Regions from separate parts of the Mus musculus genome. Here all the other regions are linked to region 3. The links are chromatin loops, found by intact Hi-C in ENCODE. Cell type or tissue: left cerebral cortex. All regions are shown on one strand.

Region 1 (8,000 bases), 370 kb after region 3:
GATGAATAGCTAGTGGACAGGAGGATGAATGGATAGATGGATGGTAATAATGAGATAGAGGCATGAGTTGGTAGACATAAGGATAGATGGATAATTAGATGGATGATGGATGGTGACAAGTAGTAGAGTTGATACGTAGATAGAATGAAAATAGCCCCTATAGGCTCATAGAAATTAGCACTATTAGGAGGTATGGTCTTGTTGGAGGAAGTATGTCACTGAGGGTGGGTTTTGATGTTTCAGAAGTTCAAGCCAAGCCCAGTGTCTCTGTCACTTCCTGATGCTGATGCCTGCTGACCCAAATATCCTTCTCCAGCATTATGGCTGCCTGCATGCCACCATGCATTCTATCATGACAATAATGAACTAAACCTTTGAATCTGTAAGGAAGCCCCAATTAAACGTTTTCCTTTATAAGAGTTTCCATGGTCATAGTGTCTCTTCACAGCAATAGAAACCCTAACTAAGTCAGATGTATAGCAAGATAGATGGATGGTAGATGAATGGGTAAATCGGTGGATGGATCAGTAGGTGGACGGACGGATGGATGGATCGATTAATTGATCAGTGAGTGAATGGCCTGATTAGTCTTGATTGTCAACTTGACAAGATTTAGAATCGCTTTAGGAGAACTGTCTCTGGGCATGTCTGAGAGGATTAAGATTGGGGAGGATCCACACCAGAAAGTAATCCTGGTCTAAAGAGGTCCCAAGGAAAGAGCAATGGCCACTTTCCCTTGCTTCTTCCTCCTGAGCAAGTGTGTCCATCACTGCTGTTGCTGTCCTCTGTTGACTTCAGACTCCAGCTACTTTGGTTTTCCAACATGAACTGAACAGCAGTGATTCTCCAGGGATCTTCTAAGACTGATTGGAACCAGACTGGGCTTACTGAGGTGGCTGACTGACTTCCTGGGCTCTGCAGACACTGGGTCTTAGTTCTGCAGCATGTAGATGGTCATTGTTAGACTACTTGGTACCTATCATGTAAGCAACCCTATAAATCTCATTAATATGTATATATTCTATGAGTTCTGCTCCTCTGGAGAAGGCTGCTGAACTCTTAGATGGATGGATGATGATACACAGATTAATGTGTCTGGAGGCTTGGCTGGGTAGGGACATAGGCAGAAAGAAGGTGGTGGGTGTCAGTTAGATGCCTTCATAGGAACAGGGACAGTGGCTCAGTGATAAAACATTTGCTACACAAGCATACAGACAAGTTCAGAGTCCTGGAACCCAGATAAAACTATACATAGTGTGTATCTGTGATCTTAATACTCCTACAATAAGTTGGGAGGTGAAGGCAAGAGAATCCCAGGAAGCACAAGTTCCAGAAAGTCTAGTGTATGTGATGGCAAAGAAGAGACCCTGTCTCAAACAGGGCAAGGCAAGGGATGACATATGGCATGCATGCATCTGCACGCATACACACACACACACACACACACTATAAAACAAGATGCCTGGGTGGATGGGTCATTGATGAATGGGTGGATGTGGTCAGTTTTCAAGATATCCTGGGTGCTAACCTAAGCATACTCACCTTGGTATGTCCTCATTGAATCCTAGGAAATGCTCATCATGATCACTGTCCTCATTGCCTGACAGGACCTGGAACAGGTTCAGGGCTGGTAGTTGATGCCACACTGAGGCTGGCTACCGGTCCTGTAACGGCTCTGCATAATGTAGAAGCATACACATTCTATAGACAGCATGTACAGGGGGCACAGATGTGTGCATGGAAGACAAGTACAGGCCATGGGTCCAGGAAACCATTAGTTTCCATTAGAGGCCTGGCAGGAACTCTGAGTTGGTCCCTCAGCCCCTCTGGCTTTGGTCTACAACTGTGGGATAGCACCAGGTCCAGTGTCAGACTAATAGACAGAGCTCAGGCGTAAGGCCTGTGATGCTCTTGTCCTTTCTCTTCCCAGACCATTGTCTCCAACTTAGAGACCACAGACACGAGTCCAACACGTTGTAAAAAATCCTGGGCCAAGAGGGTACTAAGGTCATGAGAGCAACATTGGTGGCCTTAGAATTGCTGTGGGAAGGAAAGGCCCTTGATTCCCTGAGTGTCAATGCTGGAGATGCAGACTTTCTGGGCCTGCAGAGTGCATCTCTCCACAGAAGGCAGTCAGAGACAGAATTGAGTCTAAGGGCAGAATGGGACAGGGCCATTGAGCTAGTGTCTGATCCTAGGAGGTAGTTTCTCTCCCAAAAGCATGCTGGAGTGGGGGAGGCTTTGAGTTAAATTCTGCAGGGTGGGGAGACTTGAAGGCCTGCCAGACTTTGGCCTCTTCTGCTCCAGTCCAAACCTAGGTGTCAGCCTCAGAGATCGTTCAGGCTACTTAAGAACACTGGCCCTCAAAGAACACTAGCCCTCATGGATGCTAGACGTGGCTTTTGAGCAGGTGGGCATGGAAGGCAGCTAGTGAGACTGTACAGTAGGTGGTGGGAAGGAAAACTGCTACCCTGGGGACACAAACTGGGGTGGGAGCAGCCCTTGCTGGAGACTTGCTCTCTGGAACACAGCCTTGCCCAAGAGGAAATATCTTCCTGGCACCAGTCAGAGCAACCACAAGAGAGACAGACACAGCTACCAGCCAAGCCATGGTGATCAATGTAGGGAAGCAGCTGTTGAGGGCAATTTAGGTATCCCTCCATGGCACCTTGATTCTCTGTCCCCTCATCACAGTGCTCGTAATGAGAGCATACGGGCAATTGAGCCTTGCCCAATGTCTATCTGCCCAGGGCCTGGAATGGTTTGGAAGCTGCTTCCCACTAAATGGCTATCTCCCCAGACCCCACTTATGCCTTCATATGGCTCATGACTATGCACATGCTCAGGCACACAACTGCCTTTGGGCACATGTTCTGTATACTTTCATATTCTGCACTTGGGGTTGGCTGGGGCTGCCCAGGGTCCAGCAGAACTATGGGGGAAGTGGCTGTTGATGGGCAAATGAGGAAGCAAAGGTCATTTCAGATGACAAAGCAGCACTGAGCAACGCTGCTGGGGTGCCTGGGAAGTGAGCTATAGGGGATGTGCCCTGTGTGGGTGTGGGCCTGGGTGAAGGGGTCCTTGAAAGACATGGGAGCCTGTGGTGACAAGCCTGCAGGAGATGCTCCAAGGAGTGGTGCCCCAAGGGAGCAAAAGAAAAAGTGTCAGGGCCTTTCTGGGTTTGATTATTAGGATCACAGGGGTCCATGAAAGGTTGTGGGTAAGGAGAACCATAATATGGTATTGGCCTAGAACGGTTAGGGAATATTTGGTGCAGTCCTTCGAGTGTCCAAAAGATGGAGGTAAAGGGGCAGCAGCAGATGAAGGAAGGGTTCTGGAAGCACTCCTATTCTCCACCTAGTCCTCAGACATAGGAAGGCTAGGCTTTGGATTGCTTGGTGGACATGAACTTAGGCTAGATTTCTAGAATCCAGTGAACTCTGGCCTTGTTCTATACTGAGATCCGGCCATTCCACCTAGGCCCCCGCTATGTACCCTCCTCCAGAGCTGTACCCCACAGCTCTCAAGCACTCAAGGCTTATAGTCCCTGCTCTTCAGGGCTCAAGTGGCTAGAGCTGGTCTGAGCCCCCAGCCCAGCTTGTAATTTTAGAAGGGCATCAAATGGGCATGGCTTATGTCAAGGTAACATGACAGGTATGCTAGGGGACATGCTAGCTCAGATGGTGATGTAACTGTGGCCCTCTTGCTTAGGACAAAGCCAGAGGGAGACCCCTCTCCCTGCCCCACCCAGGTCCTGTTTTTGCCTGTGATCTTGGCGCCCTCTGGTGGCTAATGTTGGGTCCTTGGCTGCTGCCCAACCCCTATCCTCCTACCCCTGGGGTTCATGGCAAAGTAATGAAAGCCAGATCCTGTGGTCTCTGGGGGAAGGGCTCACAGAAACACTGTCAAGAGCTGTCATGAGGGTCTTCCCCAGTTATTCACAACCGCCTGGAAGCTTGGCATGAGTATCTCGGTCTACAGGAAGAGAAACCGGGACTTCGTGTTGAAGGAGCTGGATAGATCAACAGGAAAAAAGCCAGTGTCACAGCCATGAGAAGCATCACGAGCAACAGCCCTGAGCCTCAATTTGGAGGCAGTCCTCATGCAGTCCAAGGCACTGACTGCCTGACTGGTAAGTAGCTAGTACTCAGCTCACTCACACCATAGGATTCTCCAGGAGTGTGGCACACCACAGATCAGGGCAGACATCTCCAGACCTTCTGGGACCTCAGGAGACAGTTCATCTGCTTGCCTATCATCATTGGGACCACTTGTCAGACACCCTTTCATGGATCATGTGTCCTTAAGGCAGTTCTTGTTTCCTCAACTAGAGAAACTGAGGCTTGGTGAGAAATGAAGCAGAATTCCCATCTGACCTCTGATCTCATGTTAGAGTACAGACACCCAGGCCGTACTCATCGTCTGTGCCAGGCAGAGCCCAGGGAGGAAAGGACCCATGTTTCATGTAACCCCTCTTCATGTAACAGTGGGCTCTTGGCCAGCCTGGATGTGCTCTCAGACCAGTGGCACCAATCTAGCCCTTGGTGGATGGGTGGTACCCTAGGTTCACTCATGCCCAGCTTTCTAAGACATCATTGGCTGCCAGGTGCTGGGTGTGGCATGTGGGTGGATCGAGGGAGGAACACAGCCTGCAGTAGGTAAGTGCCTCTAACACTCAGCACCAGCAGCTACATGCCAGGAATCTGGAAGGAACGGGCAGGTAAGCTCACACCAGGGTCAGCTTGCATAGGAGTGGGGCCAGAAAGTCGCTCAGTCCTCTGCTGAGAAGGTAGGAAGGGCAAGCAGGAGCTATGTTCTAGCCACATTTCTACCTCATGTTCTCCATCAGGGATGGCATCATGAGGACAAGTCTGCCATGAGCAAGGGAAAGGGCTACCCATTGTTCGGGAGGGTCTGGGTGGAGGGCAATCCAAACTGTGAGCCTCAGACTTGGAGATTACATCAGCCGCAGCACCTTGGAAACTCAGCCCAAGCTCAGGGGCTGCAGGAGGGAGGGGTGTAGGGGTGGGGACCCAGCTCCTCATAGTTGTATCTACGTCCTGCTCTGTCAGCAATGTCAGGTCTCTTCACCAAGGGGATGAGGGGTGCCATGCTAATTCATGCATGCAGTGACCTTCTTAGTTTTACCCACATATCACTGTAAGCTGGCACAGAGAGTTTAGGGACAAGTACGTTCAGGACCCCAGGATTTGGGTGCCAGATCTGTCGTGCTCTGGGCTCTTCCTATCTTAGGGGCGGAGAAGTACATTTATTTCAGGCTCTTTCTGTGACCGTCTCAGCTAGTAAGAGCCTCCAAGGTCTCCACTGCCTTGGGATTAAGAATCTGTTTTTTGTCTTTCAGAATTCAGGCATAGGATAATGATCAGGGTCATGTAGCTCCCCCCACCCCCGCAAAAAAACCCCACCAACAAAGGGGGGCATTTTAGACCTAGACACCTGCACATGCAAATCCTATTTGCATGCCTTCCCTCTTTGTGGCCACATTTGCCTGGTGCTGGCACATGCCCAAATGCCCCTTCACCTCAGCCTGGTGGGGAGAGCAAGGCCTAGTGCTTCCTGGGTGTTTCTTCCACCTTCCATGGCATCCAGGAGTCTGGACCATCCATCCAGTCTATACTGAAGCAAGGCAAGGTGATCTGGTCTACAGGGTCTAATCCATTGTCCATGAGTGGGGGTGCGTTGTTGAACTCCATCTTGAAAGGCACTCTCTAGGGCCTAGACCTTGGAAAAGAAACCTCCAGAGACTCAGGAGCCCCAGAGTACTCCTCCCCCAGCCAAAATGAACCTGTCCATGACTTTCCCACTGGGAACTAAGTGGGAAGAAGAGTAGGAGGTCCCATTCCCAGTCCAAAGACTGAGGACAAACAGCATGGCTCCCATACTTCAAGCCAGAGCACACATACAGCTTGAGTTACCTCTCTTATTGCAGAGCACAAGTCCAGATGTGACTGGGAACTCTCTTCCCAATAGTGAGATTTACTGCTAGCAGCATGTTTTTCACATTGACCCTAAGACAGTAGCTTTGTCTAGAAATGGGGTCTTTGTAGATGAGATGCAGGGAAGGTGGGGGTCCTGTCCTAGTTATGAGGTTCTTATAGGAAGAAGAAAGTACAGACACACACAGGCATAAGTCCCTGACCACAGAGGTAGGGACTGAGCCCACATAGCTCTAAACAAAGGGATGCCTGGAGGCCCTGGGAGTTGAAAGTTGTCCTCAGAGCCCTGGGAAAGGCCCCATAGCCTATCCATTCCTGGATTTGGGTTTTTGTCCCTAACACTTCAGGAGTGCACCTCAGTTGGGTCAGGCCTCCCAGCTTTGGTCCGTGTTCCAGCACACAGGGACATGCCTGTGACTCTAGCCAGATTCCTACGGGAAAACCATCAGCTGTTTATTCCTGTGGCTGGAGGACTTTATTCAAATCTTGACCTCCACAGGCCCTGGGTGTGAACTCCTGGTGTGGGTGAGGTGAATTTACATCTCCCACAACTGGGGCAGGATGGGCTGCAGGGGACCCAAGTAATCAAAGAGCTGAGCCTGGCTATAAGAACCAGATACAAGGGAGAGGGCTTGCCTGTGACCACACAGTGACCCATGGTGGCTACCTTCATATAGGGCCATACACTGGAAAATCAGGGTGACATGACTCTCTTGGTCTGGAGGCCAAGGTGAAGCCCAGGTGTCCTAGGTCTGCTTTCTGCCACTGAGATAAATACCATGGCCAAAAGCAACTTGGATAGGAAAGGGTTAATTTTCACTTGCACCATGCAGTCCATCATGAAGGGAATCCAGGGCAGGGGAGAGGCAGGAATGTGGAGGCAGAAACGTGCAGGCAGGAACTGAAGCAAAGTCCACAAAGGCATGCTGCGTACTGGCTTGCACTTCATGGTTTCCTGACTTGATTGTCTTATAGAACTCAGGACAGCCTGTCCAGGGGTGGTACTGTTTCCAGTGAGCTGGATCTTCCCATAGCCATCATTAATCAATAAAATGTCCCTCCTCCCAAATGACCTTAGCTTATGTCAAGTCGACAGAAAAAACTAAGCAGTTCATCGGGTAAGGGAAGCCACAAAAAACCAAACCAAAACAAAACAAAAACCCCTGTCATAGCGTAGCACCTAGAGCAGACCCCAAGAAGCCCCACATCTTCCCAAGCCAGACAAGGCACAAAGAGGAGCCTTCCTACCTCTTCTGCCTCTGAGGGTCCTACCTGCAATTCTCCCTTTCTGTCCGCACACCTGCCTCGGGTAAAGAGCATGTCCTACTCCACCCAATGGCTTAGCATATCCCAGTTACACCTACATCAAATGCAACAAGACTTAGTTTATACTGAGCTAAGTATGAGCAACTGTATGTAGCTAATGAGACCCCAAGGGATGTGTTGCACTGTGACCATGGTTACAATAACCTTTGCAACTTTTGTTGTCACAGAAATGATAACAGTAAGTCAAGGCATTTATCAAATACATTAGTGGGATAACCAGGTTAGGTAGGTTACAGCTAAGGGAGCAATTTCTGCTATAGGCCTCAGATGCTGTCTGATGACATTTTTGGCATTTGGGCTGGTGGAAGGAACCTTGAGGTTTGCTAAGAATACAGGCTAAAGGTTTTTGCCTGGAAGATGGATGTTCTGACAATAGAAGTTGGTAATAAATGTGTGCTGAAGACAGCCCAAGATAATTTAGCTAGAGAATCTGTAACATTTCAGCTTCCATAACTAAGACATTCTAATGAGCCAGTCATCTGCAGAACCTTCATCGGAGGTAAACATCAGTTCACATCTGCAAAGCCTGAACTTCTGTAGAAGGTCACAATGTACAGTACCAGGAGCTAGGGATCAGGTGTATCTTTTGAGATACACTGTCTTTGGGAGTCACACTATAAGCATGCTGGCTCCAGCGGTGTGTAGGGAGAACCTTGACTCAACTTCTGTCCAGGTTAGCCACAAGAGGCTGAGAATTAGTCCCCTCATAATTTATAC
Region 2 (8,000 bases), 570 kb after region 3:
TGTACAGTGCTCTCTACCTGAATGGACCACCCAAGCTATTCACTCCCCATGAGGTCTGAGGCTTTGTGCTCCTACAGTCTCTGGGCGCTGCTCACATACATCAGGAAAAACAACCTGAGTCACAGCCCTCTATCACTAATTCAGTTAGGTCTAAGCCTGGGAGGTAGGTGACAGGGCACCTCTATCTTGGGAAGATGGCAGCTAGGAGCCCCTGCTTTCCAGTTCTGCCATGGCTCTCCAGCCCTAGCTACCCACCATGCCCTGTCAGAACACTGATTAGCATGTTAGTCCTCCACTCCTACATGGCACCCAGTGGTTTGACCAGAGCCCTGGAGGCGGGATCAGCAGAGGCAGCAGCATGGAGATACAGGCATGTCTCTTGACTCTCAGTCCCCAAGGTTCATTGGACGGCGGCAGAGTCTCATCGAGGATGCCCGCAAGGAGCGGGAGGCAGCAGCAGCTGCAGCAGCGGCTGCGGTAGCCTCCGCGGAACCTGGGAACCCATTGGAGGCTGTGGTATTCGAGGAGAGGGATGGAAATGCTGTTCTCAACCTGCTCTTCTCCTTGAGGGGTACAAAACCCTCCTCACTGTCTCGGGCTTTGAAAGTGTTTGAGGTGGGTTGGCTTGGCCTTCCGGGGTAGCATGCATAAGATATGTAAGAATGTCTGTGTCCTCCCCCCACCGCCAGGGCTGAAATATGGCTGCTCAGGCCATCAGAGGCTGGGTCTCAGGGACTACCTTTCAGCTCCTCCAGTTAATCTCAGCTCCCTGACACCCACTGCTATATATACACAGCCTCTTACCCAGCTGCCCAGGGGTCAATGAAGCAGCTGATTACACTGTTGCTTTGGCTAATGACCTGCCCCCCTTCCCCTGCCCCAGAAAAACTCTCAAATGACATTAAAGCCAGAACCCTGTGAGCTCCCAGAATTGACAGCCTGGCCTAAGTGTTTTGTTGCTGGGCAACAGAAGGTGAAGATGAAGTTGACCCCTGTCCACCAGTCCTGAGTTTCCTATTTACCCTGTCATGGCCTGAGACTTGTGTCCTTGATATGGTGGAGTGTGATCCAGGCCTTTGGGCGTGGCCAGTAAGTCAAATTGAGACCATTAGGGGATAGCGCCTTCTGCTATGCTTTCTAGACAAACAGAACTGTCCAGAAAGGGGACCAAAGGCACAGCTGTGATGATTCCTGGATGGATACACAAGACAAAATCCAATCTATTGGATTTTGACACCTTCAAAATTCATAGGCAAGGGTAAAAACAAAAACCAAACGAACAAACAAAAACCAAACGAACAAGCAAACAACTGACAGTGCCTACCAGGGTCCTCCGTCTCCCTCATTCCCACTATTATGTCTCTCCATCTCTCCCTACCTGTCATCATCTCTCTCTCTTCATCTTCTCCACCCTCTCTCCATTGCTCCTTCCCCATCTGTCTCTCTCCTTCTCTCTCTTCCTGCTTTTGCTCCTGAAGACATTTGAAGCCAAAATCCACCACTTAGAGACCCGGCCTGCCCAGAGGCCACTGGCAGGAAGCCCCCACCTGGAGTACTTTGTGCGCTTCGAGGTGCCCAGTGGCGACCTGGCTGCCCTCCTCAGTTCTGTGCGTCGGGTGTCTGACGATGTGCGCAGTGCCAGAGAGGACAAGGGTGAGGATGGATTTCTGTCCCTGGCCTGGGGGTGGGAGGCAGAGTATCCTGCTGGGCGGGGGGGACGACCCTGAAGTGTCCACAGAGTTGGACCACCACGCTGGCTCTACCTTCTACTTTTTTTTCATGAATCCTAGTAAACTCTGCCCTCTAGGAGGTCCCTGGGGGAGGCTGGACCCAGCATGGCCAAACCTTATTATGGACCCATGCTTACCTGGGCCCCTTTGCCTCTCTTGCTTGTGAAGTTCCCTGGTTCCCAAGGAAAGTGTCAGAGTTGGATAAGTGTCACCACCTGGTCACCAAGTTTGACCCTGACCTGGACCTGGACCATCCGGTGAGCTTGTGTCCCAGAGCTGAGTCCTGTGGGGTGGGCACAGGTAGGGACTGACCCTGGTCTTTGGAGCAGGGAATGCCCAACTTCCTCCTGATGTGTGTTCCTTGGCCATCAGGGCTTCTCTGACCAGGCGTATCGCCAGCGCCGGAAGCTGATTGCAGAGATTGCCTTCCAATACAAGCAGTAAGGAGCCTGCCTGTGGGGCAGAGTCCCCAGACTGTAGAGAGAGGAGGAGAGGAGGGAGGAGGTGACTGGTTAGCTGTCACACAGCTTTACATGTCAGCTTGTCTGTCTCTGCTCTGTGCTTGGCATTATTCTTAGTCACAGCTAAGGAGACTGGGGCAGAGAGGCTAAGCAGCTGGTTTGGGTCAGTGTACCCAAACCAGTCCACTCCATACTCCAAAGGCCTCTGAACAGCTGATACAGCTTCAAACGAAGCCTCTCACCCCATCTTTCCTACTCTCCGAGATGGCGGGAGGGGGGTTGCCCTATTGACCACTGATCCCCTCCACAGGGGTGAGCCAATTCCCCACGTGGAATACACAAAGGAGGAAATTGCTACCTGGTAAGACCCTGCTGATGGTTGGGTTGGGCAGGGAGGGCTGGGCTTGAGAAGAGCCAGGGAGACGGTTCCCAGAATCCCTGTCTGTGAGGGCCATCTCTGGAAACTTTGGTACAATAGAAGAAGAGACTAAAGCCAGTTAGAAGAGGGGCTTCCAGTGGCCCAAAATAATCAGGTCATTCAGAGATGTCGCTATCGGCCCTTTCCCAGCCTCTGGGTTCCCTCAAACCACAGGAATGCCCTATGTATTGATGGGGGCCCACAGTTCAGGAGGATGGTGGAAGCAGGCAAAGCGTCCATGGGGTGGTCATGGGGAGAAGAACCCCAGCAGCTAGTAATTCCCTAAGCCCCTGTGGCCTACAGGAAGGAGGTATACGCCACGCTGAAGGGCCTCTATGCTACCCATGCCTGCCGGGAACACCTGGAGGCTTTCCAGCTTCTGGAACGGTACTGTGGCTACCGAGAGGACAGCATTCCACAGCTGGAGGATGTGTCTCACTTCTTGAAGGGTGAGATGCAGAGGAAGTAGGGCAGGGAGGGGCATCCCCTGTGCTATTTCTGATGCGAGGTCCCTTACAGAACGGACTGGCTTCCAGCTGCGACCCGTGGCCGGTCTACTGTCTGCCCGTGATTTTCTGGCCAGTCTGGCCTTCCGTGTGTTTCAGTGCACACAGTACATCCGTCATGCCTCCTCACCTATGCACTCACCCGAGCCGTGAGTATGCTGCCTAGGGCAGAGGACCCTGAACTTGTTGCCCAGTAATATCCGTGTGCAATGATGGCAGAGGTGTGGAGGTGCTAAAGTTTCCTTGTCTCCGGGGAAGGACAGAGAGCCTTCCCATTCCATCTTCCTTTTCTCGTGGCCTCACACAGAGACTGCTGCCACGAGCTGCTGGGACACGTACCCATGTTGGCTGACCGCACATTTGCCCAGTTCTCCCAGGTATGTTTAGGGCCTCAACGCAGAAACCAGAGGTTATTTGGTTGAGCCAGAGATTCAAAAGTTTTACTTGTTGGGGTACTCCTCCAGCTAGACAGTGTGTCTTCATGGATTCATGGGACTTGTAGGTAGCCAAACACCGAAGCAGAGACTGTTTCTGTAACAGGGAGGGACTAACTAGTAACACAAGTCCCAGGGGAAAGGGATTTTTGTGGGGTTTGATGCCACCTGCTGGTAATTCTGGGAACTGCAGGCCCTGAGCTCTTGGCTGACTTGGCGTGTGGTGAAGTGTATGTTGCAGGGTCCCCTGGAGAAGTAGCATCCAGTGCCCTTGCCTCAAGCACAATGTCAGAGCAGCGTCTTTTCATACTTTAGCCTCTTTCTCTACCCACAGGACATTGGACTTGCATCTCTGGGGGCTTCAGATGAAGAAATTGAAAAACTCTCCACGGTTCGTTTTCAGAGCCCTGGGGGGGGGGGGGGGGGGAAGTTCAGACCTTTCTTTCTGTCCCCAAGAACAGCCTTACCTGTTGTGGGTGCTACACACAGAGGGGCTATGCGCGGCACCAGGCATTTTAGGTGATCCTTATGATTATCTGGCAGGTGTACTGGTTCACTGTGGAGTTTGGGCTGTGTAAACAGAATGGGGAGCTGAAGGCTTACGGTGCAGGGCTGCTGTCTTCCTATGGAGAGCTCCTGGTGAGATTACCCTGCTCCCAGCCCCCAGCAAAGGAGATCAGGGCTGGAGGATCAGGGTGTGGAGGGCCCTGCTCTCATCAGAAGGGTCCTTGGCTCAGGTCTGAGATTCAGGCTGTTCTAGAGAGTGTATGCCTCTGGCCAGACCCCACTGTACAGTAGCCCAGAACCCTGCGGGAGGGGGGAGCCCCACACCCATGGCACCCATTTGCCTTGAGCGCTGCTTGGGTGTGATACCTGTGGCCTCTTTCTAGCACTCCCTGTCAGAGGAGCCCGAGGTCCGGGCCTTTGACCCAGACACAGCAGCCGTGCAGCCCTACCAAGATCAAACCTACCAGCCGGTGTACTTCGTGTCAGAGAGCTTCAGTGATGCCAAGGACAAGCTCAGGTGGGTGGAGCCATCAGGAGTCAGCCCTGCCCAGCTTCACCAGTGCAAGCCAGGCCTTGTCTTCACTTGAGAGCCCATTTAGTACACTCAGCAACACCCCCTTGTAACAAGAGTTCATGCTTGAGATTACCCTGCTCCTGGCCCCTCAGCAAAGGAGACCAGGGCTGGGGGGTGAGGGTATGGAGTGCCCTGCTCCCATCAGAAAGTCCGAGAAGAGAGAGACCAGCAGCATAGGGTCAAGGCAAAGTCAAGGTCAGGTCCAGGCCAGCTGTCTGTGCCTCAGCAGAGCCTGAGTCTCTCATTCTCAGCAGCACGGGCTGGAGTGGGATGGGGACAGATAAGAGAGAAAAAGAGGCAGAGTGGCAGGTAAGAGCTGCCACGAGGGCAAAGATTATAGAGGGAGTGGCAGCCCAAAGGCAGGAGACACAGTTATACAGGGGTCTGCAGAGGAGAAAGGAGACTGGTAGGTTGGTGCTTATCACTTCTCCCAGCCTGCTGTGCTCATCTGGCATGTCCACTCCAGTTTAGGGACTCTCTAGGGCACACAGTCACGGGGAGCTTCCCGAAGGAAGAAGCCCAGCTGAGAAACGGGGTGCTTTGCAGAGGCCTACCCACAAGAATCGCTGAGGCTTTAGTCTCCTGGGTGTCTAGAATGGGCTTTAGGGGTCTGGGAAACTCAGAAAAGCCATTTCCCCATTGCCCTTGGAGATTGCAGATCCTATCTGGAGCTACCTAACTCTAGCCTGCTTTCTCATGCCCATATCCAATCTCCTGTGATTGAAGGATTCATACTGGCTCCCCCCCCCCCCACACACAGGAACTATGCCTCTCGTATCCAGCGCCCATTCTCTGTGAAGTTTGACCCGTACACCCTGGCCATTGATGTACTGGACAGTCCTCACACCATCCGGCGCTCCTTAGAGGGGGTCCAGGATGAGCTGCACACCCTGACCCAAGCACTGAGTGCCATTAGCTAAATGCATAGGGTACCACCCACAGGTGCCAGGGGCCTTTCCCAAAGTTCCCAGCCCCTTCTCCAACCTTTCCTGGCCCAGAGGCTTTCCCATGTGTGTGGCTGGACCCTTTGATGGGCTGCTCTTGGTCCCCCTCCTCCACTGCTTCTCAACCACATCTTACTACTGCATGCGCTCCAGGATGGTCCTGCATTCCTCCTGCCCTTCATGCTGTATTCTACCCTGATTATTATCTCAATAAAGGAAGGAAAGGTCTCCAGGAGTGTTCCTGGCCTCTGTGTCACCACAATGATAGCTCCTAGCACTTGTATATGCCCTGGCTTCATTTGGAGGCTTCTCTCTGATCTCTTTCGTCCAATTCAGTCTCCTGGACACTCTAGACCAGACAGAAGTTACTGGTTTTATCTCCCTGCCAATTCTGAGCTCTCAAACAGTGCTGGAGGGTTGAACAAGGCCCCAGATGAGCTGTCCCAGAAGTGTGGACTAACAACACAAAGCTGGAGACCAGGGCAAGGAGTGACAGTCACAGGGTATAGCCTCTGACAAGGCCTGTAGACCAGACCCTCTCCCTGTGCCCAGGAGTCATAGGCACCTAGCAAGTAGGCAGAGGGATGAAGAAGGCTGGCAAAACACAAGAGCTGTAGCCCACCCACACCACACCTAATGAGTCCCAGGGGAAGGCTTATGTCCCAGTAAACCCCGTGAAATGTCTTGGGAATCAATGAAGATCTTTGACTTAAGTGAGACCCCAAGGAAGGCCATGGGCCCCAGAGAGACCTTGGGAAAGCCTTAGACTCCAAAGAGACCCCAGGGAAGACCTTGGTCACCAAAGAGACCCTTGGAAGGTCTTAGGTTCCAATAAGAAGCTGGGGAAGGTCTTGGGTCATAGTGAAACCCAGAGAAGACCTTAATTTGTTACAGTAGGGAGGGCTTTTGTGCCATTGAAACTCTGTCAAGGTTTTAGTTTCCAGTGAGGTCCAGGGTCAGGCCATAATCCATAGTGAGATCCTGTGGAAGGCCTTTTGCCTTCTCAAAGATATGGGGGAAGATTGTAGGCCAGAGTAGGATCTTGGGAAATCCTTGAGACACTCGAAAGACCTTAGCCCCCAGTGAGGTCCTTGGAACACCTTAGGCCCCAGTGAGATTCTGAGAAAAGATACTGGCTTATGCCAGGCTCCAAGGACGACTTAAAAATCCAGTGAGACCTTAAGGGTTCAATAAGAATCTAGTGAGACCTTTAGTAAGGGTTCAGTGAGAACCTAGAGAGATATGGTAGAAGACCTTTGACCTTAGACCATGGAAGAAAGCTTTAGGACTCAGGGAAACTCTAGAAAGCCCTTACCCACAGTGAGACCCTGAGAAAAGACTTAGGCTCTCATGACATCTAGAGAATGACCTAGGCACCACTGAGACTCTGAAAAATGTCTTTGTCTCACTAAGAATGAAGGATGGTCTGAGGCCCTTATTAAGCCCCAGAGAAGACTTTAGGCTCCAATGAGACATTGAAGGTTTCATGTTCTGGTAAAATTCTAGGAAGGCTTTAAGGTCCATTGAGAAAATCTGTAAAGCCTTGAGACTCAGTATACTGCTGCTCAAAGGGCAGCTGATTTCAACCTGTGGGCTGCAATCCCTTTTTTGGTCAAATGATCCTTTCATCAGGGTCACCTATGACCATTGGAAAACATAGATATTTACATTGTAATTAATAACAGTAGTTAAATTAGCTATGAAGTAGAAATGAAAATGATTTTATGGTTGGGGGTCACCACAAGATGAGGAACTGTATTAAAGGGTCACAGCATTAGGAAGGTTGAGAACCATGGCCTTAGGAGAAGGCCTTAGTCCACAATAAGGTCCTGGAGAAGGCCTTAGGCCCCAGTGGAAACTTGGGGAAGGCCTTAGGCAATCGTGGAGCACTGGGGAAGATGCTAGACCTCAATGGAACTCTAAAGATGTCTTTAGGTCACAGTGGGACCCTTGAGGCCCTTGGTTAGGCCTTAGGTCCTAGTTAGAACCTGAGGGAAGAATCAGGTTCCAGTGAGAACTTGAGAAAGATCTTTGGCCTCCCTGAATGCCTAAGAAAGACCTAAAGCCCTAGTATGACTCTGGAACAGGTACAAGTGAAACCAAATGGAAGGCCTTAGGCCATAGTAAGATGCTAAGAAAGATAGTAGACCTCTGTGAGACCCTGGGGAAACCTTAGGCTCCCAAAAGACTCTGGGGAAGGCCTTAGGCACCAGAGAGACCCTGCAAAGCCTCAGGTCATAGTGAAACTCAGCGAAGGCCATACACTCTGTTGAGATCCAAGGAGGATCTTAGGCCCCTGTGAGACCCTGGAGGAGGATACAGGTTCTAATAAGACTCCAGGGAAGAAGCCCTTAGGACTCGGTGAGAGTGAGGATGGGAATTCCACTTTCAGAGCCTACCATGACTTTAGGCCACAGTGAGAGTCT
Region 3 (8,000 bases):
CAGGCTCTGAAGACAAGGACAGAAAGCAAATTCATTCTTGTAGTCAAAATATCACAGGAACCATCTCTAGCTCAGTTGCTAGTTATCGTTCCCTTCTGAAATCTGTCAGGCTGCCACAGTCCCCATTTCCAATGGAAGTAATGTTTTCCAGGATGCTAAGATGCACAATTCATTTGAGAAGTCTGGAATCACCTCTGTGTCTTTGGGAATAACAGGGTTTTGGTTGGGAGTGGGCACAGAGAAGGGGGCAGGAATCGGGGTCGTTGTAACAGCTCAGGCTTGTTCCAGGTTCCTTCTCTGCCAAAGAGGGTGAAGCTTCAGACCTTGGCCAGCAGGCGGCGCCCAGGTCTACAGCTCTCTGTCTCCTGCTCTCAGGAAGCTGCAGCTTCTCAGGCTGCAAGGATTGGCGTTGGCGCCAGGAAACAGCCTGGGGACTGACTTGAGGAATCAAAGCATGGGATCCAGACTAGGCGTATGGGTTCCCATCACCCACTAAGCCCCACTGTAGGCCTAATCCTGGGGAGTTTATATGGTCCGGCTGACACTGATAATGGAGACTGACTCTGGCTTCCCCAGAAGTCTATAAAAGTGTCTACTGAGCAGCAGAGTGATAGTGCAGTCTGCAGAGCCTGGTCCCATTTTTCCAAGCCAGACCAGATGACCAGACATCAGGGTAGGAGCTGGCAAAGCTCATAATTGTCTTGGTGACACTTGGCTTTACTGGGATGGAGGGCCCTCCTGTCTCTTATCTCTGGAAGCGACACAGACCACTGTGGTATCTCAGTTGGGCTCCTAATCAGACCAGAGAGCAGTGTCGGGGAGCTCTGGTACTCAGTGCTGAATCCCCTTTTGGATGCTGATCGCTGCATCTGGATTCTCACCCTCTCCGTCCCAAGTGTTCCCAAGCTTTGGTCTCCATGTGGCAATAATTTCATTTAATCTTTGGGAGAGTCAAGAGGGCAGAGATCTGCCCTTGCACCCCAGTGAAGAGGGACAGGGTTTATTTTTTGTTTGTATTTAAAAAATATCTATTTTATTATTTTAAGTCAGGGGTGCGTGTGTGTGAGTGTGTGTATGTTTGTGTGTGCATGTATGTGTGAGAGTGCCTCTAGAGGCCAGGGTCATTGGCTGTTGGGTTCTAGACAGGTATGAGCTGCATGATGTGGGAACCAAACTCAGGACCTCTGCAAGAGCAGTGTGTGCTCTTAACCACTGAGCCATCTCTCCAGCCCTGGTATTTTATTTTATTTTGAGTCAGGGACTCACTCTGTAGCCTAGTCAAGGCAATCCTCCTGTCTCTGCCTCCTGAGTGCTGAGATTATTGGTATGAAGAGTAGTTTCCAGGGTTTCATTCCCTTTCCACCCTCTTCCTCTCTCTTTTGAAACTGGGTCCCACTGTGAGGTTCTGGCTGGCCTGGAACTCACTGTGTAGACCAGGCTGGCCTTGAACTCACAGAGACCTGCTTGATGCCTCTGAAGCACTGGGATTAAAGGTGTACATCACACTTGGTTAGCTGGGTGGGTTTCTGAGACCCCTGCTGCCCCTGGTCTAGGTCCTCAGATACAACTCTTCAATCTAGGGAATGATCGCCGAGGACAGAAGTCTTCCTTTTCCCCCTGGTTCTGGAACAAACATTTCAAACCAGGGCAGCCTATCATAGCCTAGTCATGGGTTCTACCCTGGATTCTGCTTGTCACAGTCATATATGGCACCTCTGAGTGGGTCTATCCTTTGTCCAGCTGCCTGCAGATCCCTTTAGTCTTATCAGTGTGGCACAGAGTAACACCTTGAAATCCCTTCTGTCTCCAGTCTTGCTGGGCCTTTCCTGGGGCTCCTTCTCTCCCTGCCCACCTGCTTGGACCCCCCCCCCCCCCACCGCAGGGCTCCCCTTCTAGGCATGCTTACTCCAAAGCAGGTGCTCCTCCTCCGTGCCCTGCTTTAACATGCAGGGAAGAACATTGGCTTGAGACAATCGGGCACAAGCTCAAAACCCTCCATGTCCTCTTCAGTGCCCTGGGCACTAAGGTTGACATCCAGGAGCAGCTAAGACTCAGCATCGGCCTGCTGGGAACTGGGCGTGTTGTTGACTCCAATTTTAGCACTCTGGAAGCTAAGATAGAGTTGTAAGTTGGAGACCAGCCTCAGCTTTACAGGAGATCCTGTCTAAACAAAATCCCACTCAAAATAAAAGTCTGGGGTAACACAAGGAGGTGGCAGAGCAAGTTGGGGCTCAGCATAGGGACTGCTATGATCAAGTTTAGATAAAGCTCTTGTCCTCTCTAGCCTCAGTTTTCCCATCTAGGATGTGGGGGTGAACCCTGCTCTCTGCCTCCTCGATTCTCTCAAAGATTAAATGCAATTATTGGCCCATAGAGACCATAGCTTGGGAACACTTGGGACAGAAAGGGTGAAATTCTACAGGCCATGGATCAGTGTCCAGTAGGGGATACAGCACCAAGTGTCTGCATGTGTGTGCAGAGACTGAAGGAATTGCACTGCTGACTTGTTGGGGGAGGGGCTGTGTTGTCAGAGCTGGTAATTAGGCTGCGGATTAGGGGACCCCACGTGACTATTGGTGCAAGTGCTTTTGTTGTGGTCTGAGTCTCCCTTAGCGCCACCCCAACCCCCACCCCTGGGATCAAAGGAAATGTACAGTTTTCTTTGCAGCACAGTGGGAGGGGGTCACCTGGAAGGGTCTGCGCCTTCCTCTCCACGTTGTTAGGGGCGACCAAGGGAAAGAGGTAGTGAGGCACCCTGGAGGGGAGGCTTGTTTTGACAGTTCACATGCCTCTTTCTCGGTCCTCAAGCCCTTACAGGAGCTTCACAAATGAAAAAAGCAGAGGCACAGAGAGGGCCATATGCTTACCCAAGGGCAGCCAGTAATGAATGCAGCTTTACCCAAGCCTTCACCTGTGCTTGTCCCCCCACCCCCCCACCCCCGATCAAGCATGGTAGGATACTTCTGACAGCCTTCAGGGATGGAACCTCAGGCCTTCGCTGCCTGGCTCTAGTGGCCTCTTCAGAACCTACCCTCTCATTCTCCCATTCTCTGCCACAGCCAGCTGAAAAGGCTTTGGTGCTCACAGACCTGGGGTTCTGCCCACAGCCTCCTTCCTATGAAGAGCCATTGATTGTGGGGCCCCTGTGTCCTGAGGGCTGTAACCCTTCTCTGCTGTGCCTAGAATCTTAAGGCATGCCTATATCCACACACATGGTCACCTAGGTAGGCCCAAGAAGGGAGTGCCAGGGGACAGGGGGACAGACCTAGCCAGCTCTAAGGTCTGGAGGTTTTGTGCCGCAAATTCAGGGGAGGGAAACAAGCCAGAAGCACTGGAGGCAGGCTAGGTTGGTGTGTGTGTGTGTGTGTGTGTGTGTGTGTGTGTGTGTGTGTGTAGTGAGAGAGCAGGTGGGGCTAGAAAGGAGGGTTGAGGATGGGAAGGAAGGATGGAGATGGGGAAGGCTCGGAATGGTAGACAGACCCATTTTCTTTGCTCTCTCCCTCTTCCTCTCCCTCTTCTTCTCCCTCTCCTTCTCTCTCTCTTTCTCCCTCCCGCCAAGGTCTCACTATATAGACCAGGCTGGGTTTGAACACACAAACATGTGTCTATCTGCTTCCCAAGTGCTGAATTTGATGGCTTGTGCCACCACACAGGACACCTTCAGCTCTTTGCCTCTGTAACTGGCCTTTTTTTCCTTTGTCCTACTACTTACCAGCCTCTGAGGAGAAGACAGGCTCACCAGCTAATGGCGAGTTTGGCTAAGGTGTGAGTCATAGCTCTGGTTCCCCAAGTACCAAGGCTTTTAACAATTCTAACTGGCTCCATTGGGAAAAAGCATCGTCTTGAGGGCATGCAGCCTCAGAACAGCAAGACCCCTGTCAAGTCGCCTTCAGGTGTGAGCCACAGCTGTGTGGGTGTGCAGCACCAGCTTTCTACAAGCCGGGTTGGGGTCTGGTGGGTGACGCACTCCTACTGTAATGTGGTCTCTGACCACCAGGGGGCAGAATGACTCCAGCCTTGGTCTTGGGCGGCGGGCGGCCTCTCTGCTGTAGCTTGTGGTAGCCACTCTGGCCTCAGCCTTGAGCAGCCCAGATAGGGAAGGACCCCTTACCCCACCCAGCACGGGGTCCTGGGGGAGACACTGTGAAGATGGAGCTGTTCCAGGCACTGTTGTTCCAACTTCGAGCCTGGTAACTGCTCTCTTTAAAACACAACGCAGGGAGGTCTGGCTTGAAGCGGGTAGTAGGAGCTGTGTGAAGGAAGAAAGAGGAAGCGCCCCTTGCCCTGACCATTCAGGACCCAGGTGAGCATATTCTTTCAAACTCCATTTATGGCGGGATCCTGAGCAGTCACTCCACCTCTCTGGCCTTGCTTCCTTCGCAGGGATGTTTCAGGACTAAGGGGTTCAACTGCCATTCTAGAAGTCTCGTGGTCTAGGGACACAGCTCAGTTGTTACAGTGCTTGCCTAGCTTACACGTCGTCCCCAGCACTACATAAACCAGGCAGGTGATGTGTATCTGAAACCCAGCAAATAGGAGATGGAGGCAGAGGGATCAGAACTAAGAGGCCATCCTTGGCGACATATTGAGTTTGAAGCCAGCCTGGTCCGTCCACTAGAAGCCTGTCTCAAAATAAAGTTTTGGCAACTCCCTTTACTCCTGAGGCGCTCTCTTCTCTCTCTTCTCTCTCTCTCTCTCTCTCTCTCTCTCTCTCTCTCTCTCTCTCTCTGTGTGTGTGTGTGTGTGTGCGCGTGTGCGTGCAGGGTGAAGACCCTCCTTTCTGTGAGCTCTTACTATCCTCTAGTCTCTTCAGCAGGTCCTGGGCTCCCCTGACACTGTAGCTATTGGAAGCTAGGCCAAAGGTAGGTGGCTTGGAGGGACCTAGAGATCCTGTGAGTGCACCTCGTGGGCAGGAGGTTCTGATTGTGTGTCCTGCTAGCACCAACAAGAAAGGGGAATGGGGGAAGAGAATGCAGGAGTACAAAGATCTACGTTTTTATTTCCTTGGCGAAGTGGGCCGCTGGACCCGGGGAGCAGGCGTTGAACACGGTCTGTGGAAAGAGGGAAGAAGGCTGGGAGCTTGGGGCTGGCCCAGTGTTTGAATTCGGTTCGCACCAGCCCTTTAGACTCCCTCATGCCCGAGACGGCCATCAGGATCCGGGGATGCCCAGTGGTCTTGGACTTCTAGAACACTGGGTCCTGGGCTCAGTCAAGTCATGCAACTGGGCGCGGGCTCCCCGCCTCCAAACCGCGGCGGCGGCGGCGAGGCGGCCGCCGCACGTGTCTGGGGGCGGCTCCTGCCTGCGGCTGTTCCTTGTTCGTAGTCTCCCTCTGCAGGGCCTGCCCTGCCCCTCCCACCCATTCCTGGGGAGTGAGGACCCCCAGCCCGGACCCCGAGTACAAGGCAGGCCCTGTAATCGGAGCCTGGGCCGCATGTGGCCGCGTCACCGGAGAGAGGCCGGCACCTGCGGAGGACGTGTCTGGCAGCGGCCCCAAGAACAGCCCGTCCTGGGGGCGGGGCGAGCCGAGCGCGGGAACTGGTGCGGGAGGGCGTTCGCCCTGCGCCCGCCTGGGGCCCCGCCAAGTGCGCGCAGGGAGCTGCTTACTGCTGGGGCGGCGGGGTTCTTCTGTAACCGCACACACCCCTCGGAGCCTCCAGTCCAACCAACAGGGCAGGAGTTGGAGACTTGGGGGACTACGGGGGGGGGGACATTCCAGGGGCTCCCGCCATCGCAAACAGAGTCAAACTCCATCCAGGGCTTGGTCCAAGTGTTAGTTAAGAGACCAGTGACTCTGACTGCTGAGTGATCTCAGGCAGGGTGCTGAATCTCTCTGAGCCTTTGTCTTTGCCCTGTTCTCTCTCTCCAGGGTGTTAGATTAAAGCAGGATCAAATCAGATGCTGGTCAGAGCCCACAGTAGGCACAAGATGGAGACACTTTTGGATTTCTTGAAGGTGCATCATTATCAGGAAGGCAGCTGGACCCCTGTCACCCATATGAAGAGACCCCAGAAGGGCTGTGGGAGGACTGTTCTCTGTCCATGACCCTCCAGGAGTCTCCAGAGGCAAGAAAGTGTGTCACCCAGCCCTTCGGCCTTCTCCCTCTAGTCCTGACCCTGGGACTGCATTCTCCACCTTCCTTGATGGATGGGTGACATGTGGCTCAGGGTTTCATGGAAAATTCTTCAAGGCCTTAATTTATCTGATATGACAGCTCAGGGTCTTAGAATCTGAGAAGGCAGCTTTAAGAGCCAGAGGGGAGACAAGTCTCAACTCTACACTTGGTTACTCCGGGAAGGCCCCAGAACCTGGGGCTCTGGGTCAGGGGTGGGGATGACCAGGAGAGCCATCCACGCAGGCAAGAAAGGGAGGCATGAGGCAGCCAAGAAACTGGTGATGTTCAAGTCGGCCACCAGGGGGCAGCATGAAGCCAAGGACAGGCCTCCTAGACTCGGACTCTGTTCTGGCCAGGGGCTGGAAGACCCTGAACACCCGGCTTCCTTGGGGGTGCTTGGAGTCCCCGTAGCTGACCAGCTATGCGGGTTGTTGTGAGTGCGATCCGGGGACGTTCTGGGAAACTAAACTGACTTAGCTGCTCCAGGCTCCTCTAAGAATGAAAAGGCAGGAGGGCTGGGGCCAATAGGCTTCCTGTGTTACGATTCACTAATCAAATCTCGGAGTTGGTTCGAAGAGCTGGAGGGTGTAGGTTAAGCTGGCCTTAATCGCCTAGGAGCCACAGCAAGGTTTTAATATAGGCAGCCCGTTTCCTCCTCGCAACAGACTGCTGAAGTGTCCGCCTGCCTACTGTTGTGTTTTAGCTTCAGTCAGTAACTGCGCCGTGGATTTTAGCGATTTAGGACACAAAATTTATTTATCTATCTATCTATTCATTCATTCGTTTGTTTTCGGCCCTGGGGATGGAACCCAGAGCCAGCGTTCATACTTGAGAAGTATCTCAAGTGCCATACCACTGAGTCACCTCCAGCTTTCAAATTTTATCTCGTAGTCCAATCACTGGCAGCGTGGCTGTGCCCGAGTCTTGCCACAGCCCTCATTCTGTTCCTCATTCGGCCAGTCAGGTGGGCACATAGAAAAAGAGCTCCTATGGCTGTAATGTAATTGGGTGCACACAGAAATATCGCCAACAATTGGTGGCAGAAATGGTCTTTGGATGTGTGGTCTTTCTGGGAGCTCTGGGAGAGGCAAGAGGTGAAGTACCCATTCTGCCCAAGGGTATGGGGGAAGATTTCGGGAGAGACTCATTTGCTAACCAGGTCCAAGGTCGAGGTCCCACGGCTTATACCCCTTCACACCACACAAGAAAGAAGTCAGGAAACTTGCGTCTGATGAGCCAGGGCACCAGACCAGCGCTCCATCCCCCAACTCTCCGCAGCAACACAGTTAAAAAAAATGTTCTTGTTTCCTTTGGATGTATTTTTAATGTCAAAAATAGAAGACGATTCTTGTAGCCAGACAAATGTTTACTTACCTACAGGTCCCTTGGGTTGGAGGGCTAGATGGGGAACTTAACCCTGCTTCTGGAAGCAGTGTGCTTACCAGGTCTGTTGATGCTAGCTAGCATTGATGGAACTTCACCGTTACAGACTTGTGGAGGGCTCACTTTAACCTGTGTGGAGACGGACAAACAAGCAGATGAAACGGGAATATGAAAGGAGAAAGCAAGTGATGCAAGCATCCTGGGGTAGGGATGCCCAGTGAGGCAGCCTGCAGCACAGATGATCTATCTGGCTGTCTAGACTGCTTCTCCCAACAAATAGGGCCCAGTAGCTCCACACCCCAGGGAGCACGTTCAGTCAGTCCTCTCAGCAGCTTTGGCCTAGGTTGTGGGCAGGGTGGACCTTCTCTAGCCTCGACAGCTGCAGCCTGGATATTTGGACTGTTGGGGAGACCCTGGAGGCCAGGTGGTCACAAATAAGTGTGGAGTGTGGTCCTGTGACCAGGGTCTCTGAAGAGGCCCATGTGGCTTTGACACAGGGACAG

What was found. A loop is a pair of places that touch in the nucleus more often than their neighbours do. Peaks named below come from ENCODE experiments on the same cell type or tissue, not always from the same donor. Only the 100,000 strongest peaks of a DNase experiment are listed, where the experiment ranks them.
Region 1: it touches region 3 in a loop (4-fold over the local background); 12 of 42 quality-filtered maps call a loop at or near these places.
Region 2: it touches region 3 in a loop (2.5-fold over the local background); 8 of 42 quality-filtered maps call a loop at or near these places.

What each region holds. Positions count from the first base shown.
Region 1 is chr7:143,090,698-143,098,697 of GRCm38, reverse strand. Trpm5 (transient receptor potential cation channel, subfamily M, member 5) reads left to right here and starts at 4,056. Exons shown (of 25, transcript NM_020277.2): 1 at 4,056-4,132. In left cerebral cortex, CTCF peaks have their summits at 3,591 and 3,790 (motif pointing left); a DNase peak (open chromatin) is centred at 3,790.
Region 2 is chr7:142,890,581-142,898,580 of GRCm38, reverse strand. Th (tyrosine hydroxylase) reads left to right here. Exons shown (of 13, transcript NM_009377.2): 2 at 391-615; 3 at 1,479-1,653; 4 at 1,899-1,987; 5 at 2,103-2,170; 6 at 2,502-2,552; 7 at 2,913-3,058; 8 at 3,129-3,264; 9 at 3,423-3,492; 10 at 3,884-3,940; 11 at 4,093-4,188; 12 at 4,440-4,573; 13 at 5,391-5,802. The coding sequence ends at 5,550. Among named protein-coding and RNA genes, the nearest start is that of Th, 5.4 kb to the left of the region's middle. In left cerebral cortex, a CTCF peak has its summit at 3,737 (motif pointing left); a DNase peak (open chromatin) is centred at 3,716.
Region 3 is chr7:143,462,500-143,470,499 of GRCm38, reverse strand. Gm33663 (a long non-coding RNA gene) reads left to right here and starts at 4,002. Exons shown (of 3, transcript XR_378640.3): 1 at 4,002-4,303; 2 at 4,817-4,862; 3 at 5,869-7,165. In left cerebral cortex, CTCF peaks have their summits at 334 (motif pointing right), 3,992 (motif pointing right), 6,215 and 6,415 (motif pointing right); DNase peaks (open chromatin) are centred at 4,004, 5,262, 5,465, 6,402 and 1 more place; H3K4me3 peaks cover 533 bases.